Linked DNA regions of Homo sapiens: all the other regions are linked to region 2. The links are chromatin loops, found by intact Hi-C in ENCODE. Cell type or tissue: GM12878. All regions are shown on one strand. Each heading gives the region's core, and the rest is flanking DNA. Links, peaks and the distances in the headings are about the cores only.

Evidence for each region. Hi-C counts contacts between places; a loop is a spot of excess contacts. Peaks named below come from ENCODE experiments on the same cell type or tissue, not always from the same donor. Only the 100,000 strongest peaks of a DNase experiment are listed, where the experiment ranks them.
Region 1: it touches region 2 in a loop (4-fold over the local background); 3 of 110 quality-filtered maps call a loop at or near these places.
Region 3: a loop joins it to region 2, with 2.9 times the contacts of the local background. A loop is called at or near these places in 5 of 110 quality-filtered maps.

What each region holds. Positions count from the first base shown.
Region 1 is chr2:97,957,831-97,964,222 of GRCh38, reverse strand. The region is part of intron 1 of TMEM131 (transmembrane protein 131); the gene reads left to right. Among named protein-coding and RNA genes, the nearest start is that of TMEM131, 35 kb to the left of the region's middle. RefSeq lists enhancers at 1,002-1,081, 6,309-6,388. In GM12878, for the core only: no CTCF peak of the experiment used is centred there; a DNase peak (open chromatin) is centred at 2,482; H3K4me3 peaks cover 286 bases; H3K27ac peaks cover 197 bases.
Region 2 is chr2:98,023,108-98,029,499 of GRCh38, reverse strand. No RefSeq gene overlaps it. Among named protein-coding and RNA genes, the nearest start is that of TMEM131, 30 kb to the right of the region's middle. RefSeq lists silencers at 1,655-1,764, 2,415-2,474 and an enhancer at 1,905-2,024. In GM12878, for the core only: a CTCF peak has its summit at 3,803; no DNase peak of the experiment used is centred there; H3K4me3 peaks cover 1,404 bases; H3K27ac peaks cover 1,423 bases.
Region 3 is chr2:98,079,215-98,085,606 of GRCh38, reverse strand. No RefSeq gene overlaps it. Among named protein-coding and RNA genes, the nearest start is that of VWA3B, 4.8 kb to the left of the region's middle. In GM12878, for the core only: no CTCF peak of the experiment used is centred there; a DNase peak (open chromatin) is centred at 3,533.

The DNA.
Region 1 (6,392 bases), core at 1,423-3,922, 64 kb after region 2:
CCTTGTAGGTGGTGGTCTCCTTTATTATTATTATTTTGTCTGGGGACATAGGAGATTTCTTGAGAAAGACCTTTAACTGCAGCTGTATGTGGTAATAAGTGTGTAGGGATTGCTGTCATTCTATTAGTAGAACATTCAGGAATGTGAATGCTTGATTTGCCAGTTTCCTTGGAAGTCGGTTGGAGTATTAGAATATTACTGTACACTATACCTGTGCCACTTTTATGTAAGCCTGTTAGAACTGGATTCTGGAAAACATTTATATTTGAGAAGTTAACTTATTCTTCCAAATATTAATTCATTCTGTATCTAGATATTTCAGACTTTTAGCAAAAATTTACCACTATGCATTTGCATAGAAGAAAAACTTTTAAAAATATGTGATGTAGTATAAACATCTGATTTATAAGTGAAGATAAAATTATTCTAGCTTATATATAACAACAACAACAAAGGGAAATTATTCTAGCAATCTCAAAAATTCTTATTGTATTTATTTATTTTTTGAGATGGAGTTTTCACTCTTGTCACCCAGGCTGGAATGCAGTGGCGCGATCTCCGCTTACTGCAACCTCCGTCTCCCTGGTTCAAGCGGTTCTCCTGCCTCAGCCTCCTGAGTAGCTGGGATTACAGGTGCCCACCACTAAGCACAGCTAATTTTTGTAATTTTAGTAGAGACAGGGTTTAGCCATGTTGGCCAGGCTGGTCACAAACTTCTGACCTCCAGTGATCTGCTCACCTCAGCCTCCCAAAATTCTGGGATTACAGGCATGAGCCACCATACCTGGCCTGCAATCTCAAAAATTCTTAAAGCTGACTGGTTCCTGAGACCTTAAGGAAACAAAAAAGCTATCAAAAATTAGTAAAGCTCCTTTTCTCCCACTTTTAACATACAAGAAATTAATAAAAGACAGAAATGAGGTGACATCTATGTGCCTTCAGGGTATTAAGAGCCCAGGGTAATAACCTACTTTAAAACAATGCTGTAAGGTTGAACATGACTAAACTTGTGCCAGCTTTCTTTTTCTTTCCTTTATGTTTTAGCCAACTCTATTGAGGTATAATTTGCATACAGTAATATTCACTAGTTTGAAGTGTGCATTTTGATTAGTTTCATAAACATACAGTTGTGAAAATGGCACCATCTTAATGTAGGACATTTCCATCATCTCAGAAAGTTCCCCTGTGCCTGTTAGCAATCAGTGCCTTTTCCTCATCACTGGTCTCAGGCAACAACTATTGCTCTGCTTTTTGTCACTTTCTGTAGCTGCTGCGTGGTCTAGAATTGTAAATAAATGGAATCATACTACATGCAGTCTTTTGTTTTGACTTGTTTCAGTTTGCATAATGCTTTTGAAATTCACGTTACATTTATCATGTTTGTTTCTTTTTATTGCTAAGTAAACTACAATTTAGTTTTTTACCTGTTAATAGATTTCTGGGTTGTTTCAAGTTTAGGGCTATTATGATTAAAGCTTTTATGAAGGTTTAAGTAAAAGTTTTTTTGTGGACAAATATTTTCATTTCTCGCAAGTAATACCTGGGAGTAGATTGATGAGTTGTATGGTAAGATTATGTTTAACTTCAGAAGAAACTGTCAAACCATTACCAGCAGGATGTGAGAGTTCCAGTTGATTTTACAGTATGTCTTTCCCCAACACTTGATGTTGTCAGTCATTTCAGTGGGTACTTAGTGGTATTTCATTATAGTTTTTTTTTGAGACGGAGTCTCACTCTGTTGCCCAGGCTGGAGTGCAGTGGCGCTATCTCAGCTCACTGCAAGCTCCACCTCCCGGGTTCACACCATTCTCCTGCCTCAGCCTCCCAAGTAGCTGGGACTACAGACACCCGCCACCACGCCCGGCTAATTTTTTTGTATTTTTAGTAGAGATGGAGTTTCACCCTGTTGGCCAGGATGGTCTCAATCTCCTGACCTTGTGATCCACCTGCCTCGGCCTCCCAAAGTGCTGGGATTACAGGCGTGAGCCACTGCGCCAGGCAGCCTTTTCATTTTTTAAGCAGCGTTTTTTGAGAGTAAATATTTTAAATTTTAATGAAGTACAGTTTTTCAATTTTTTCATTTACAGGTCTGTGTATATTCTGTATCCTGTAAGAATTTTTGCCTACCACAAGATCACAAAAATTTTCTCCTGTGTGTTTCTCTAGAACATTATAGTTTTAGCTGTTTATTTAGGTCTGTAATCCATTCTGAGCTAATTTTTATATATGGTAGGAGGTGGGAGTCAATATTCATTATTTGCGTATTCAAATAATGGGAATATGTAAATAATGCATATTGCAATAGGGAATAGAACACAAAAGCATGCTTTTTGTTGTTGTTGACTTTTAAAATATTGACCTACAATTTCCCGTAAGTTCACTTTTTAAAGTGCATTTGCATATTCAGCTGTTGCAGCACAATTTATGAAAAGACTTTCATTTTCCTCCATTGAGTTGCTTTGGCACCTTTATTGAAACTCAGTTGACCATGTATTTGCGTGTCTGTTTTTCGATTTTCAATTCTGTTCTGTTGATTTACATATCATTTTGTCAGTTCTGTATTAGCTTGGTTACGGCAGTCTTTTAGTAAGTCTTTAAAGGGAGGCAGTATGAATACTGCAACTGCTTTGGCTGTTTTAGTTACTTCCATTTCCATGTAAATTTCAGACTTGTCAATTTCGAAAACAACAACAACCTGAGATTTTGATTGAGAGCACATTAACTCTAATCAAACTGGTGAGAATTGATATAACAACATGGAGTTTTTAATCCCAAACAAGATTCATCTCTTTATTTAGATCTTTTTTAATTTCTTTAAACAGTATTTATCTCTCATGTTTTTGGAGGCTGTTGTATAGGGAATTGTATTTTTTCCATATACAACAATTGTATATTGTATACAAGTATACAAACAATTGGATATTTGTTCTGTATACAACCGATTGTATTTTTTCCAAATACAATGAAATTATATTTTATTTTATTTTTCAATTGTTCAGTGCTTGTATATAGAAATGTAATTGATATTTGTTATTAACTTTACGTGCTATAACCTTACTTGTTCTAATAGCACCTTTTTTTTTTTTAGATAGTGTTTACAGCTTCCTTTCCTTGTTCCCAATTTTGGGGGGAAACATTCAGTCTTTGACCATCAAGTACGATGTCAGTTGTAAGTTTTTAATAAGTGTTCATAATCGCTGAGGAAGTTCTTTCTATTGGCTTACTGGTAATTTTCATCATGAATTGGTGAATTTTATCAAATTCTTTTTCTCTATATTAAGATGGTGAAGTAACTAGTTTTTCTTTTTTTAGAATGTTAATATGGTAAAATACATTACTTTTTAAAAATGTAAACCATCCTTGCTTTTCTGGTATTAACTCTGTTTGGATGTTATATATTACTCATTTTTACATATTGCTGGACTCAATTTGGTAAAACACCTTTAAGCATTTTTTATGTCTGCATTAATGAAGTCTGTTGGTTTTAGTTTTTGTATGCTATTTTTATTTCTGGTGTTGGATTAATGCTGGTCTCATCAAATGAGTTGGGAAGGATTTTTCTTACAATGTTGAATCATTTTTATAGAATTAGTCTTATTTCTTTTAAGCCGTTTTAGCATCATTTGTTAGAATTAACCAGTGAAACCATCTAAGGCTCAGACAGGAAAACTGCAAAATGATACTGGATCATTTTGTGTCGTAAAGCAAACATGTGCTCCAGGACTAATGGAAACAAGTTAGAACAACACAAAAACTGGCTTGAAGGGATTCTCATTGGCCAAATTTGGAACATTTTGAACATCAAAAAAAAAAGTAATCAGTTATATTGGAAGAAAATATGAGTCCATAGTGATACTTAAACATGAAGAAGGTGGATGGAAATAAAAATGACATTACCAAAGAATGCCTTCTAGTAAATGTACAAGGAATGATTGAATTAGAAAGTTACCGTTTTACAACTGCCACTGTAATCATTGACTCAGGCAGGAATTGTCAATGGATGCTAAAAATTATTGGTAAAGATTATTGGGTATATGTGTACTATCTCAAAATTCTTTTTATGAATTATCTATTACAAAGGGAAAAATACATCTTTGTGATGCAAAGATCTGGTGGATACTACATTAAGCAAGTGATCCAATTTAATATCACCAGTAGTGACAAATTGAAATATCAGTCTCTTGTTAGGGTTGCATGTCATTTCTATATTATTCTTACCAAAAATATTTGCCCTGAATCTAATCATGAGGAAACAATAAAGCAAATCAAGATTGTGGGATATTCTGTAAAACACTAGGTCTTGATTCTCCAAAAATTATGTCATGAAAGACAAAAACTTTTGAGGGGGACTGTTGTAATTTAAAGGAGACTAAAGTGACAACCAAATATAATGCTGTAATGCATGATCCTTGATTGGATGCTGGACTGAAAAAAAAGGTTATAAAGGACATTTTGGGGTGGAAACTTAAATACCGACTGTATTTTTTAAATGTTATATGTCAGTATTAAAATGGTTGGCTGTGGTAATAAAATTGTGATTATGTAGGAGAATGTCTTTGTTCTTAAGGGATCTGTGCTGAAAGTATTTACTGGGAAGTGTTGTGGTGTCTGTAGCCTGCTTTCAAATGGTTTGACCATATATAGATACACACACACACACACACGCAGACATATATATATTTTTTTCTCATATATATGAGAGAGAGAGAAAGGGAGAATGTGCTGAAACAAATCTGATAAATACAGTTGTTTTAACTATTCTGTAGGTTAACCTTTTCTACAGTAAAAGGTGCGCCAAGAAAATACTTCCCTGTTTGAGAGTCAGGACCACAGTGGCTCTTCCAGGCCTTGACCATGGGGCTGAAGCAGTTGGTTCTTCAAACCTGTCCAGCTCTTCCCCACCTCCCCAGAGACACAGATGACCTTGTATCTTAGCTCATTGAAACAGACCCTCCAGCGTCAGCTCCTTCTATTTCTCCCTTCTTGTAACCTCAGTTTGTGTCTCCCCCCACGTTTCTTTACTTCAGTCTTCAGATAGAGCTTTTCTTCTCCTTTCTCTTCTCCTGTTTTCTTGACTTTCCAAGGCATCTACTTTAGAGTCTGGCTTCTCTCTGCCACTCAGAAACCTGTCTCAAGACTTACCAGTGGCTTCCAATTGGCCAACTCTGGTGGCTTATTTTCAAGTCTCTGCCCCTCTGTCCTCTTCTTTTCTCTGTGGGATAGTCTTTGACACTGTTGAGCCCTTTCTTGGCTTCCATGACACATGCCCTCTTCTGTTCCTCTTGCTCATAAACCTCCACTGTCAGTGCTCCACTGCTGCTGGAGGGAGGTTCTGCCCGTAATAAGTTGCAGAGCTCAGCCCTCTACCATTTCTTCCTTGATTTTTGAAAGCTGAGAGCTTCAGTTTCGTCCCTCTGTTGGTGTCCCTTTCCCCAAGTTCAAGTACTGTCTTGGAACTGCCTGCTTCAGCATTTTTCCTTGCATAGCTCATTGTTAACTCAGATCCCATTTATCTGAAGTTGAATTAAGCCTTTCCTTTCTTCATATGCCCCTTCAAATCTGGTCACTTGCCCTAGGCGTAACAGGCATTTAAATCACCAGCCTTCAAAGCTTGTGGGTATCATAAAATGCAGACTCCCAGGCTCAGTCTCAGAGAATGCGATTCAGTATGTCTGAATGTAGGCCCAGAATCTACCTTTTGCTGAGTACCAAGGCATTTTAATGCAGTGGTCCAAGAACTCCACTTTGAGAACAGCTACTTTAATGATTGGTTTCAGGGTTTGTTACTGTTCTACTTCACCATGGGCTTTCTCTGTCTTCAGGAAGCTGCACCTGTTGGGAGATTATTCTAAGTATTGGAAGGTCGTTGAGAGACAGCCTGAGCTTGAGCTTTGTAGAGATGCAGACCTGATCTGTCCTCTCATCTCTGCCACTTGCCAGAAGTTTGACCTTGGGCAAATTACTGGAAAATGGGAAAAATAGCACACAACTTCCAGGGTTTGGTGTGGATGGTGGCTCAGCTTCTGCCCCCCTCTCCAGCCTCTTCTTAATTCTCTTCAATGCTCCCCAGATTTCAGACCTATGAAATGACTTATCTTCTTAAAGAACCATGATTTTTCATACCTCAAATTCCTTTGCACTGTTGTGCTTTCTGGTAGGAATGCCCTACCTTAACCTCCGTGTTCACCTGACTCTTCCTTCAGACGTAACCACTCCATAAACCCTTGTGGCTGAATTTGGTGGTTTCAGTGCACCTGGAGCACCCAGTACTTGATTTATTCGTCTGTGTCTCATCTCAGTGTATGAGTTCCTTGAGGAGGTCCAGCCTTAGCCGTTAGCACTGTGGTTATGTGCAGTAGCTTTTAGTTAAAAGTTATCTTTTTTTTTTTGGA
Region 2 (6,392 bases), core at 2,318-4,817:
TGGGGAGGTACAGACATACAAAAACCCCAGCACCTGGCCTCAGGGACCCTGCAGGCTAGCCAGAGAGAGTCTCTTTTTTCTGGTGTGACTGGTGGTCACGTACAAGTTGAGCAAAAGCAGGAAAGGAGGAGACTGACGGGTCCTGGGAACACAGCAGGGGACATACATTCAAAATGGGGACATTTGGTCCTTTTCATTCTGGAAGTGTCCAGTTATCAACCTTAAGAGACAGCGTAACCTGCGCCTAGCTGTGGGTGAGCAGCACCCTGAGGTGTGGCCATGGCTGGAACCCACTGGGAGCTGCCCGAGTCACCTTAAGGTGCCCGTGTTCAAACAGTGTTGAGTTAATATCTTCTGAGCTCTTGTTTGCAAGGCACTGTGTCAGGCATTGCAGACTCCACCCTTAAGAGGTCAAAAGTGTGAGACAAACACACAAAGAATTCAGATCCAAGAAAAATATTCTGTGTCCGTGAAGTTAATGACATGATCCAATGGCTAAAGCCTGGCCAGCAGTGCTCAGTGGGCAGCTGGGAGATTGTGGCCTGGGGTCTGACAAGGGCAGCAGCAATGGCTGCTGGAGTAAAGGGCTCTGGAAATTGGAAACTCATTGACTGGTTTGTCAGTACAGTAGTATCAAGGGAATATATGTACATTTATAGGCAGGAGCTAGGACTACCAAGACACTGATGGAAACGGTAGGCCCCAAATCTGAAAGTTCCAGGTCAAAGCAAGAAGCATAGAGGAACAAAGTTGAAAGTCCAGTTGAGCATAAAAAATGGGTTTGGGCAGTGAGAGCCAGGACAGCAGGAGTTTGAGCCTGGTTTGGCAGGGCAGAGGAGCGAGATGAGGTGTCAGAGTAATAGTCCTGCTTCCTAGGGAGTAGTACCTGATCTAAAAAGATTGTGAAAAATTTCCCAGAGGTAGACAGAAAGTTCATATCCGGTTGGGGAATCAGTAAAGGCCTGTGGGGCTTTGAAGGATAAGCAGGGTTTTGAGCAGCAGAGCTGGTTATCAGGGAAGAGAAGGAATCATGGTGGAAGAGTCAGAATGAGCAATGGCACTGGTATGGGACAAACGCAAGGCATGCTTGGTGAACAGCTTAGACCAGTCGCACGCAGCAGGGGTGGAGGGGAGAGGATGCTGCCAAATCTCAGAGGGAAGGGAATTTGCCTGGCTTTTTAACCTGATTCCTTCCCTTTCATTTTGGCTTCATGGAGTGGAGGGATTTGAATGGCAGGCTATAGCATTTAAGCATTGTTCTGCAGACAATGAGAAGACAATAGGTGTGTTGGAAAGTTGAGGGCAGAGCTCATTTCTGAGGCAAAGAATTGGCATTCAATTCAATAGAAAATGAGCTGTCAAGTGTCACAGAACACTGTTTTCTCCCCAATTGGATTGTTTCCTATTTGATTCCTAAACCCTCCCTGAAATTTCAGCCTTTCAAAAGTTGATGCTGCTCCAGGGAAGGCAGGTAAGCCCCATGCTGCTGCAGCTCTGTCTGCCTGCATCTGTCTGCTCCATGCTCACTGTCCTTGCCAGCCTGCTGGACCATTCTTCAGCCCCAGCTGAAATATCATACGCCATTTTTTCACATTTTTACATTCCTGCCTTTGGGAAGCATCTTACATTCATGTCAAATGACACTTACCAGCAGTCAGACAGAGAAGTATACTGCGAGGGGGTTGTCATTGCCTGCACATATGCAAGTTTAGCCATGTGTGACCGTATCAGATGATTTGACTGTCACTTCAGTTGAGCTATTTGCATTGGTAGCACCAGGCAAGACTGAATTTAAACTTGAATTCAGGTCCCTAATCCTAATCTTAAATGACTCTTAAAAGAGTATGTATGATGCAGGCTGGATGCAGTGGCTCATTCCTGTAGTCCCAGCTACTTGGGAGGCTGAGGTGGGAGGGTCACTTGAGCCCAGAAGTTCAAGGCTGCAGTGAGCTATGATCATGCCACTGCACTCCAGCCTTGGCGACAGAGTGAGACCCTGTCTCTAAAAACATAAAAAGATTATATGTGATACAGAACTGAAACTAAAAATAATGCAGAATGCAAAAGACTCTGAGGGTAAGCCTGTGGTTTTTAAATGTGGCATAAAGAGGACCATTTCCCTCTTCTCTGAGAAATCACCCAAAAGTGAGAAGGAGAATAAGAAACAGGAACAAAACTCTATCTTGAAAGAAATTAAGAGACATCTGAACCCTGAACCAAAATAGAAGAGGAAGGACTTCCAAATACAGTGAAGGTCAAGCAGGCGTGTGGGAAGATAATGAGAGAGGATGCCCACAGATGGAACCATCAGTCAAACCAGGAAAGCCTAGTTCCTCAAAGTAAGGGACATGCCCTGAGTAGCAAAGCCAACAGCCCCTTTTTGGACCAATAGGAACAGTCTAGAGGTTTGTGACTGGAGACTCCCTAGGCTGGTTAAATCCATAGTCTGAACAACTAAGAAAGGCAGGACTGAGTGAGAAAAAACACAGACAAGCTAGGCTGGCATTCTGATGGTGAGGCAGCATGGTGCAAACTGTCTTACCCTGCTTATGGTATCTGGGAAAAATAGAGGATAAAAGAACTTTCTCACATACACACACAGCCATCTTTAGCCGGGAACATAGCACTAGCCCCTCTTCAATCTAAGCCTCTAGGAAGAATTCACCTCTTTACAAAATATTTTTTCTTAAAAGTCATAGGATCTAAACAAAGATACCACAATAAAGGAAAAGATGAAAGTAACAGTCGAGAAGTGGCATGAAAAACCCTCACCAAAAAAGCCATTGCCATGAAACAGATGAAAAGTTAACCAAACGCAGTGCCAGAAATTTAAAAAAGCAATTAATGAAGCATTTAGTCTTTTCAAAGGAGAGCATGAAACACAAATTCGAGAGCCCAGGAAAGACATGGCAAGGCACAGAGAGAGATGAAATGTGAGTTGGCAGAGCATGGAAAAGCAGGGAGATAAAAAGTGAAACCATTTCAGAAACACAGGCTGGGCGCAGTGGCTCATGCCTGCAGTCCAAGCTACTTGGGAGGCTGAGGTGGAAAGATCACTTGAGCCCAGAAGTGAAGCAATACTCAAGAGAAGAAACTGAGTTGGAAACACGGTAAGATAAAGGGGAGAGAGAATTGAGAAAGGTGAGCAAAGTGAAATTAAAATGACCAGAGAGTTTAAAATGATTGCAGAGGATATCTTCAGTTACGATGGGCTGGTTAGTATCAGACCAGCTTTCCCCATGAGAATACCACCAGACTGAGCCCAGGAGAGGGAATTAAGGAATGGGAAAATAAGTAAGTTGAAAATACCTAAATTGAAGTCCTGAAAGGAAAAACAAAGAGTAGAAAATATAAAAAGGGCATAAGAGACATCTGGGACGTGGTGAAAAAGTCTGACATGCACTGCAGATAATCTGGCTTGTAATTTTCCAAAAGTGATAGAAGATATCAAGTCACAGGTTAAAGAATCCTCCCAGGATACATGTAATGAAAACCACACCCAGGCACATTGTAAAAAGGATAAAGGGAAAATTTTAAGGACATTTTTAAAACAGAAAAGGGAATAAAAACACATTACATTCAAAGATACAATGACACTTCTAGTTAACTTTCAACAGAAGTTGTAAAAGCCCAAAGAAATGCATTGTCATCTTTCAAGTCCTGAAAGAAGACAATGGCCAACCTGAAATTCTCTTCCCAGAGAAAACAGGATTCAAAAGCTGCAGAGATGGTCATTTTCAAAAACTCAAACAAACAAAAAATCAAGAAACCTGAGAGACTGTATTACCAGCAGAGTCCACTAATAGAGAACTGAAGAGGTTTTCTTTAAGCAGGTAGAGATTGATCTTAGCTGGAGGTGCAAGAAGGAATGAAGAGAACCAGCAGAAACATGAGGATAAATCTAAGTCAATACTGAGTTTTAAATAGTATTTTTATTGAGGATCTTATATGTTCAATTAAAACACATAACAGCAATAGTATAAAAGGCAAGAAGAAGGTAATAAAATCAAAGTGTTCTGGTCAGGTGTGGTAGCTCATGCCTATAATCCCAGCGCTTTGGGAGGCTGAGGTGGGAGGATCCCGTGAGCCCAGTTTAAGACCAGCCTGGGCAACATAGCAAGACCTTGTCTTTACCAAAAATCTAAAAAATTAGCAAGATGCAGTGATGCGCACCTGTAGTCCCAGCTTCCCTGGGGTGGGGTGGGGCATCGGTGGGAGGATTGCTTGAGCCCAGGAGGTGGAGGCTGTAGTTAACTGTGATTGTGCCACTGCACTCTAGCCCCAGTGACAGACTGAGACCCTGTCTCCAAAACTACATATAATAAAGCATTCTAAGGTCGTTGCACTGTCTGAAAAGTGGTGAAAGCATTAATTTAAGGGACACTCACAAAGTCAAAAATGCATTTTGCAATCTCTAAGGCAAGCGAATAATAAGAGAATATGTAACTAATAATAAAGGAAGGGGCATGAAATGGAATAACAAAAACACAACCAAAAAAAGGTTGTTAATCTAAAAGAAGTCAAGAAAGGATAAATATTAAAAAACAATGAAAATATAGAACAAATAGAAAAATGGATAAGACGGTTGATTTAAACCCAGATATAGAATTAATTATATTAATGTAAATGAACTAAGTAATTAAAAACCGAAAACATTGTCAGACTCAATTAAAATGAGCCAAAAACTATGCTGCTTAAAAGAAATATTTTAAATATAGAAACTATGAAAGGTTGAAATTAACAGGATAGAAAAAATATAACCAAAAGTAAATTGTGTAGCTTTGCTATATCAGACAAAGTAGACTTTAAGACAAGAACTATTATTAGAGACAAAGAACATTTTATAATAATAAAAGAGTCAATTTAACAAGAAAATGTGATTATTCTAAATAATCCAGAAGTCAACATAGAAATCACAATGGAAATTATGAAATATTTTAAATGATAAAAAAAACAGACAATGTATGGCATTCAGCTAATGTCATACTTAGAGGGAACTTTGTGGCATTAAATGCATTTATAATGGGAGAAAAAGGCTGAAAAGCAATTACCTAAGTAACTATTTCAAGAAACCTAGAAGATAATCATCAAATTAAAACCAAAAGAAATAGAAAGAAGAAAATAATAAAGAACAAAAATCAATGTAATAAAAAACAAACATGCAATACTTAAAAATCTAAGAAGCCTAAAATTAGTTTTTAGACTAATAAAATTGATAATCTCCTACCTGAACCAATGAAGAAAAATAGAGAAAAAGCATAAAACACCAACATACAGTTATAAAGATCCTAAAGACAATAAGAGGATAATGAGAAGGCAATATAAATAACTTGATACCAATAAACTTAGACATTTAGATGCAATGAGCAAATTCCTCGAAAAGCACTATTTTCCAAAATAGTCACAATGAGGAATAAAAAATATAAGTCATTCTATATTTATTAGGTAAAAATGAATATATAATTTAAAATCTGTCACAAAGAATAAGCTAAGCTCTGATGGTGCCAATAGAAAATTTCTCCCAATATCCCACGATATTATGTAAACCTTTACAGAGAAAAGACAAAAAGATTAAGAGGCCAGCACAACATAAATTGTATCACAACCTGAAACTTCAGTTAAAAAGTTTGTTGTTGTCGTTGTTTGAGATGCAGTCTCGCTCTGTCACCCGGACTGGAGTACAGTGACGCGACCTCTGTTCACTGCAACCTCTGAGTAGCTGGGATTACAGGCGCCCACTATGATGCCCGGCTCATTTTTGTACTTTAAGTTGAGACAGGGTTTCACCATGTTGGCCAGGCTGGTCTCAAACCCCTGATCTCAGGTGATCTGCCCACCTTGGCCTCCTAAAGTGCTGGGATTACAGACGTGAGCCACCGCATCAGGCCAAAAAGTTTACTTTAAAAAGAATCCACTAGAACAGCAGTCCCCAACCTTTTTGGCACCAGGGACTGGATTCATGGAAGATAACTTTTCTACAGATGGGAAGGCTGTGGGGTGGTTTCGGGATGAAACTGTTCCACCTCAGATCATCAGGCATTAGATTCTCATAAGGCACGTACAACCTAGATCCTTCTCATGCACAGTTCACAATAGGGTTTGTGCTCCTTTGAGAATCTAATGCCACCGCTGATCTGACAGGAGGCAAAGCTGGGGCGGTAATACTCCTTGCTCACCCACCTCCTGCTGCACGGCCCAGTTCCTAACAGGCCACGGACCAGTACCAGTCCACGGCCCAGGTATTGGGGACCCCTAGTCTATCCTGTTGGAAAGTCTCTAGTTATATAATTACAAGTTTGTTGGATGCTTCTGACTGGTTGAGCTTAAGTTCTGTTTTCCTTTAATACAAATATTTACAAGAAATAGCTCGAGTTAAGTTTTGCTTATGTTTA
Region 3 (6,392 bases), core at 2,357-4,856, 56 kb before region 2:
GTTATTTTGAAGCATTAAATAGTTGGTATGGACTTCAGTTTAGCTAGTTACAGAATGGTTTGCCTCATTTTTATTGAGTTATTTGAAATAAGAAAACCTTTAGCACAGTGGTGATACACTACTATACTGAACTTTTGACAAATTTGTTTTGAGTTTACATTTTTACAGATAATTTGTATCTTTCCTTAAACCTCAGTAAGCGACATTGATCAAATCACTGCCATCTTTGATGTCAAACTTCTGGACTTTACCATTAAGGGCTCAAATTATACTTTCAGACTTTTGCTCATTGCCTCCAACACAAACCCCCATCCCAGAGAGACCCACCTGGTCCCTGCCTCTGAGCACAGATGACTTTACTCAGGCCACCCAGATTACCACAGTTTGGGAATCACCGTCCCTTCAGGGTCAGCTCTAGCTCTTCTCTCTCTCCCCAAAGCCCTCCCATGGATGCTGCGGCCCTAATAACTTCTCTCTACCTGTACAGTCTCAAAGCATTGCTTGCCAGTACCACACTCTTGGCAACCATGTACAAGCCTTTGACAAGCCTTTCGTTGTTATTTGACCTTTGTGCTGTTTACTTTTCAGGTTCAATGGGTTTTCCTTTTCTTTATACAAGTCTATCACTGCCACTGCTTGGGCTTATGGCCATGATCAGAATGTTTGGTGGAGGAGGGAGGGTGATAAAGGAAATGAAGGGAGGAAAAGCATTTTCCTAAGCCCACTGCAAAAACTGGAACCAGAGGAGACGGAGAATGTTAACTCCTTGTATATATGTGTGAGAAAGAACCTGAGCTGGAATTAAAACAGAGGCACTCCCTCTGAAGAGGAAGGAGAAACTGAGAGAGTGAGGCAGTTCCTGCTGAACCTTTGTTAGCTCTTGTGGTGAAGGGAGTTTTCGCCATCAGGGGCAGCCTTGGGAGAGGTAGGTGGGGACAGGGGCCATCACGGGGAGGTAGAGCTCAAACAGAGGTTTCTCTATGCTGTGATGTTCTTGAGTTCAGCATTCATTATTTGGGACAATGAATGTAGACTCCTGGCTCTCAATCTAACATCTTTGATGAGGGTCAGAGCTTTTTTACTACCCTTGGCAAAGACTACGTTCACTTTTACCAGACTGAATTAACACTTAATCATAGCTAGAATGTATTGAATGTCAGACCATGTTCTAACCTCTTTAAATATATTACATCATTTAATACTTAGAAAAGCTCTTTGAGGGAGACATCATAATTATGTCCATTTTCTAGATAAGTAAACTGAGACAGAATATTAAGCTATTTCTCCAAGGCCACTCAATGGTGGTTCCGGAATTTGAACCCAGGCAGCCTGACTCCACACCCTGCCCTGTTAATTATATGCTGTGTTGATCAACTGTTGGCTTCAATTTTCTCCAAGAGGAAATTTCTGTCATCTCAGTCATACAGTGTTCATTTAGTGCTTGATACTAATGGCACAGAGAAACCTCCCTGGATTTAAATGTGTTTTTAACAAGACATATTCCCATTTTAAATGGCATAAAGCAGGTCTGTTTTTAAATTACCCTCCCCGGCCAGGCACCGTGGCTCACGCCTGTAACCCTAACACTTTGGGAGGCCAAGGTGGGCAGATCACCTGAGGTCAGGAGTTCAAGAACAGCCTGGCCAACATGGTGAAATCCTGTCTCTACAAAAATACAAAAATTAGCTGGGCATGATGGCGGGTGCCTGTAATCCCAGCCACTTGGAAGGCTGAGGCGGGAGAATCACTTGAACCTGGGAGGCAGAGGTTGCAGTGAGCCGAGATTGTGCCATTGCACTCCAGCCTGGGCAACAGAGTGACACTCCGTCTCAAAAAAAAAAAAAAAAAAATTACCCTTCCCCCCTACACTTCTTGTTAACCAATTCCTTTGTAATGTGGCATTATTTTAAAAGCTGGATGCCTTGTAGGGTACTAACATATCCCCACAGCAAATTAAGAAAAACTGAACAAAAATATTTTATATAAACAAAAACTCTCAAATATTTGGAAATTTCAAATCACTCTTCAAAATAGTTACTGATACTAAAACCTAGCAAAGACAATACTCTTAGAATGAGATTTTGATCTTACAGGAATGATATTCAGGAATGGACTCAGTCTTGCCTTGGTGTGGTCATCATCTTTCTGCAGTTCCTGAAGATGAGCAGCACGATAGACAATGGCAGAAGGAGATAAGGAATTTCCTTACTTTAAGTGCCTCTAACTCTAGTGCGGGGTGACCTGGCTATGTGGGCACAGGAGTTGGGCACTAAGCTGGAGCCTTTCTCCCTTCTACACTCAGATCTTTCCACCAGCTCCTTGCCAAGATTGGGAGGGTGAATGAGCAACACTGCTTACGAGGGAGGAAGAGAGATGACAGGTTCTGTCCATAATAAGAGATCAGCTCCAGTTTGTTTGTCCTCCTTTCTCCCTGGAGAAAGAGCAAAGTACCAAAGGGAGAGCCACACAAGGGTTTGTAGCTCATAAACTTGGCACCATCAACATCCTGGAATCTCATCCAATTATGTCAGTGTTCCCCCCTCTTGAGGAGTGAAGAAGAGAGAGGAAAGCAAGAAAGAGTTTAACATTAAAAGAATTAGGGCTGGGCACGGTGGCTCACACCTGTAATCCCAGCACTTTGGGAGGCCGAGGTAGGCGGATCATGAGGTCAGGAGTTCGAGGCTAGCCTGACTAACATGGTGAAACCCGTCTCTACTAAAAATACAAAAAATTAGCGGGGCTTTGTGCAGGCACCTGTAATCCCAGCTACTTGGGAGGCTGAGGCAGGAGAATCACTTGAACCTGAGAGACGGAGGTTGCAGTGAGCCAAGATCATGCCACTGCACTCCATCCTGGGCAACAGAGCGACATCTGCCTCAAAAAAAAAAAAAAAAAAAAAAACTTAGAACATTCTCACTGATTAATATAATTGTAAAAATGCTGGGTAAAAATTCCAACAAATTGAATTCAATGAAATATGTTTAAAAGAATGATTTTTTTTTAATTTGTAAAAATAGATACCTTTCTGCCAAACAATTTCATTTCTAGGTTTCCTAGAAAACACACAGAAGTGTTTTTATCATTGCAAAATAATGGAAAGCATCTAAATGTCCAACAAGAAGGGAGTCATTGAAATTATGCTATATTCTTATTGTGATATGATAACAGTTTAAAATAAAAAGATAAACTTATGTATAATAATATAGAAATGTCTCCAAGGTTAAGTATTTCCTTAAAATAAAGTTGCAGAGTGTATGTGCAGGACATTGCATTTTACATCAACACATACACGCAATTATATTGATATATTCACATGTTTACTTCTACCCACAGCCCATTAGCCAAAACAAGTCACATGACCCCCACCTAATTACCAGGAAATGGGGAAGTTTGGAGAACATGGGATAGTCCCTGAGCAGTGGGCATTTTTCTCTGCCGTGTTAATCCAAGGCTTAGGTTCTCGGAGCATAACAGCCAGAAGGCGTTGCAGACGCAGCTGCTTTCCATTGTGCTGAACACAACCCCTGAGGAAGTGGAGAGGGGCCTCTGCTTCAATGTGGTGAAGTAGAGGAAGTGAAGCGAAGGAGCCCTCTGCTTCAAGGGCATGCGGGAGGCACAGAGTGGGAAACGCGCGCACACACACACACACACACACACACACACACGGTCCAGCTGCATCTAAAGTTGTATACGAAGGCCGGGCGCAGTGGCTCACGCCTGTAATCCCAGCACTACGGGAGGCCAAGGCGGGTGGATCACCTAAGGTCAGAAGTTACAGACCATCCTGGCCAACATGGTGAAACCCCGCCTCTACTATAAATAGAAAAATCATCCGGGCATGGCGGAGGGCACCAGTAGTCCCAGCTACTAGGGAGGCTGAGGCAGGAGAATCGCTTGAACCTGGGAGGCGGAGACTGCAGTGAGCCGAGATCGTGCCACTGCACTCCAGCCTGGGCCACAGAGCGAGACACTGTCTCAAAAAATAAAATTAAGTTAAAAAGTTATATACTAAGATTTTCTTACTCAAATGGAAATGATGTAACAGAGAAGAGATTTATAATATTTTATGCCAAAGGGTTTTGTAAAATATGAATGTAATAATGATCATCTAAAGATTATCTCTCTATGTTCTAAAAGCATCTATTCAAGACACTATTATGTTGTCATAGGTCCTGATTCAAATTCCCTACAAACTTTTTGGAGTTTAGGGCTATGGAACTGAGCACCTTTTGATGGGTTGGTAGCTTCCTTTTTTTTTTTTTTAAATAGAATATCTCTTCTTGTCGTGACAGCCAAGAGGCTCAGAACTATGCTTGAAGCTCACTGATATGGTTTTGCTCTGTAACCCCATCCAAATCTCATCTTGAATTGTACTCCCATAATTCCCACATATTGTGGGAGGGGCCCGGTGGGAGGTAATTTGAATCGTGGGGGTGGATTCCCCATACTGTTCTCCTGGTAGTGAATAAGTCTCACAAGATCTGATGGTTTTATCAGGAGTTCCGGCTTTTGTATCTTCTCTCATTTTTCTCTTGCCACTGCCATGTAAGATGTGCCTTTGGCCTCCTGCCGTGATTCTGAGGCCTCCCCAGGCATGTGGAACTGTGTGAAAATGGACTAATACACTTACCTAGAGTAGCTTTCTGATATAATTAGCCTCCCTCCCCTCTTTCAGCTCTCAACTGGTATTAGATCTACTAACATTAAGATCTAGTCTGATCCTAATGGCTTTGGCAGATTGATATAGAATGGGCCTTTAAGTTTAACCCAGTGCCTTTCACAATGTGATTAGGGCATTGCTATGATTTGGATGTGGTTGGTCCCCAACAAGACTCACATTAAAGCTAATTGCCGCTGCAGCACTATTGGGAGGTGGGGCCTAATGGGAGGTGTTTGGAACATCAGAGTGGATCTGTTATGAATAGAATAAGGCCATCTCAAGGGAGTGAGTGAGTGCTCACTCTGGAGGGAAGGGATTTGTTCCTCTGAGAATGGGTTGTTATAAAGTGAGGTTCCTCCTCCTGTTTAGTGCCTCTTCACACACGCTTGCTTTTCCACTTCTCCACCATGTCTTGACACAGCACATAGCCCTCATCAGAAGCTAACCAGATGCTAGGGCCATGCTCTTGAACTTCCCAGCCACCAGCATTGTGAGCTAAATAACTCCTTTTCTTTTTAAATTACCCAATCTCAGATATTCTGTTACAGCAACACAAAATGGACTCAGACAGCCATAAATAAAATCTCAAACAGAAAAGCAGAGGCATCTTTGTACAGTGTCCTCCAAAGCCTAGACTGTTAGTGAGAGGGGCTGAGAAAGAACTGCGTGATAAGGGGGTACACAGCAGCCATTCCACCCCCAGGAATGGGCCATACGTGTTTCAGAGCTCAATTGTTTGGGGGAGAAAGGATTCTGTCCTCCTGTTACGACTCCTTGAGGTTATTCAAGAGTTTCATAGTGCCCAAGATCTCTACGGGGCAAACTGAGCCCCCTTAGGCCTCACTCATGGAGAGCTCTTCACAGGAAGGAGCCCCTGATCTCACCTCCTCACTCAAGCTGGCAGGAATTTGCCTCCACCCTCAAAGCCTGGTCATTTCACTCAGCTTTACACTTGTCCTTGTTCCCAGTTGATGAATGAGCCAGATTCTTAAATCATTAAGCAATCACGGAAAGAGAAATTATTGATTTTTAATTGTAGCAAAGGTTTAAACAAAATTCCCAAAAAGTCATTACCTAAATGTCATTGTTTGTCTTTTTGGGTCCTCCTTAACTGAAAGGATGGTTTTAAAAGGTTACAGAAGTGGTAGGCTTCTTCCCTCCGAGGAGGGCTTTTCCAACTTCCTGATGAATACTCAACTCTAATCCCTGGCAAGGCTGCAGCCCCCAGCCTTTAGGATCCCAACTGCATTTCCTGAAAGAACAGGACAAGGAGTAAATTCCTAATAATGTGAAAAAGAAATTCCACAGAGCCATGCTGTGAAAGAATAAATTTACTTAAATAAGATCAGCAAAAAGTAACTGATATAGTTTGGATATTTTCCCCCACTCAGATCTCATGTTGAATTATAATTCCCAAGGCTGGAGGTGGGGCCTGGTGGGAGGTGTTTAGATCATGGGAACAAATCCCTCATGGCTTGGTGCTGTCTTTGCAAAAATGAGTGAGTTCTCATGAGATCTGGTCATTTAAAAGTGTGTGGTACCCCGCACCCCAACCATCACACACACACAAACACACTCTCTCTCTTTCTCTCTCTCTTGCTCCTGCTCTGCCATGTGAGATGCCTGCTCTTCCTTCACCTTCCACCATGATTGGAAGTTTCATGAGGTCTCCCCACAAGACAAGAAGATGTCAGTGCCATGTTTTCTGCAGTCTGAAGAACCATCAGCCAAT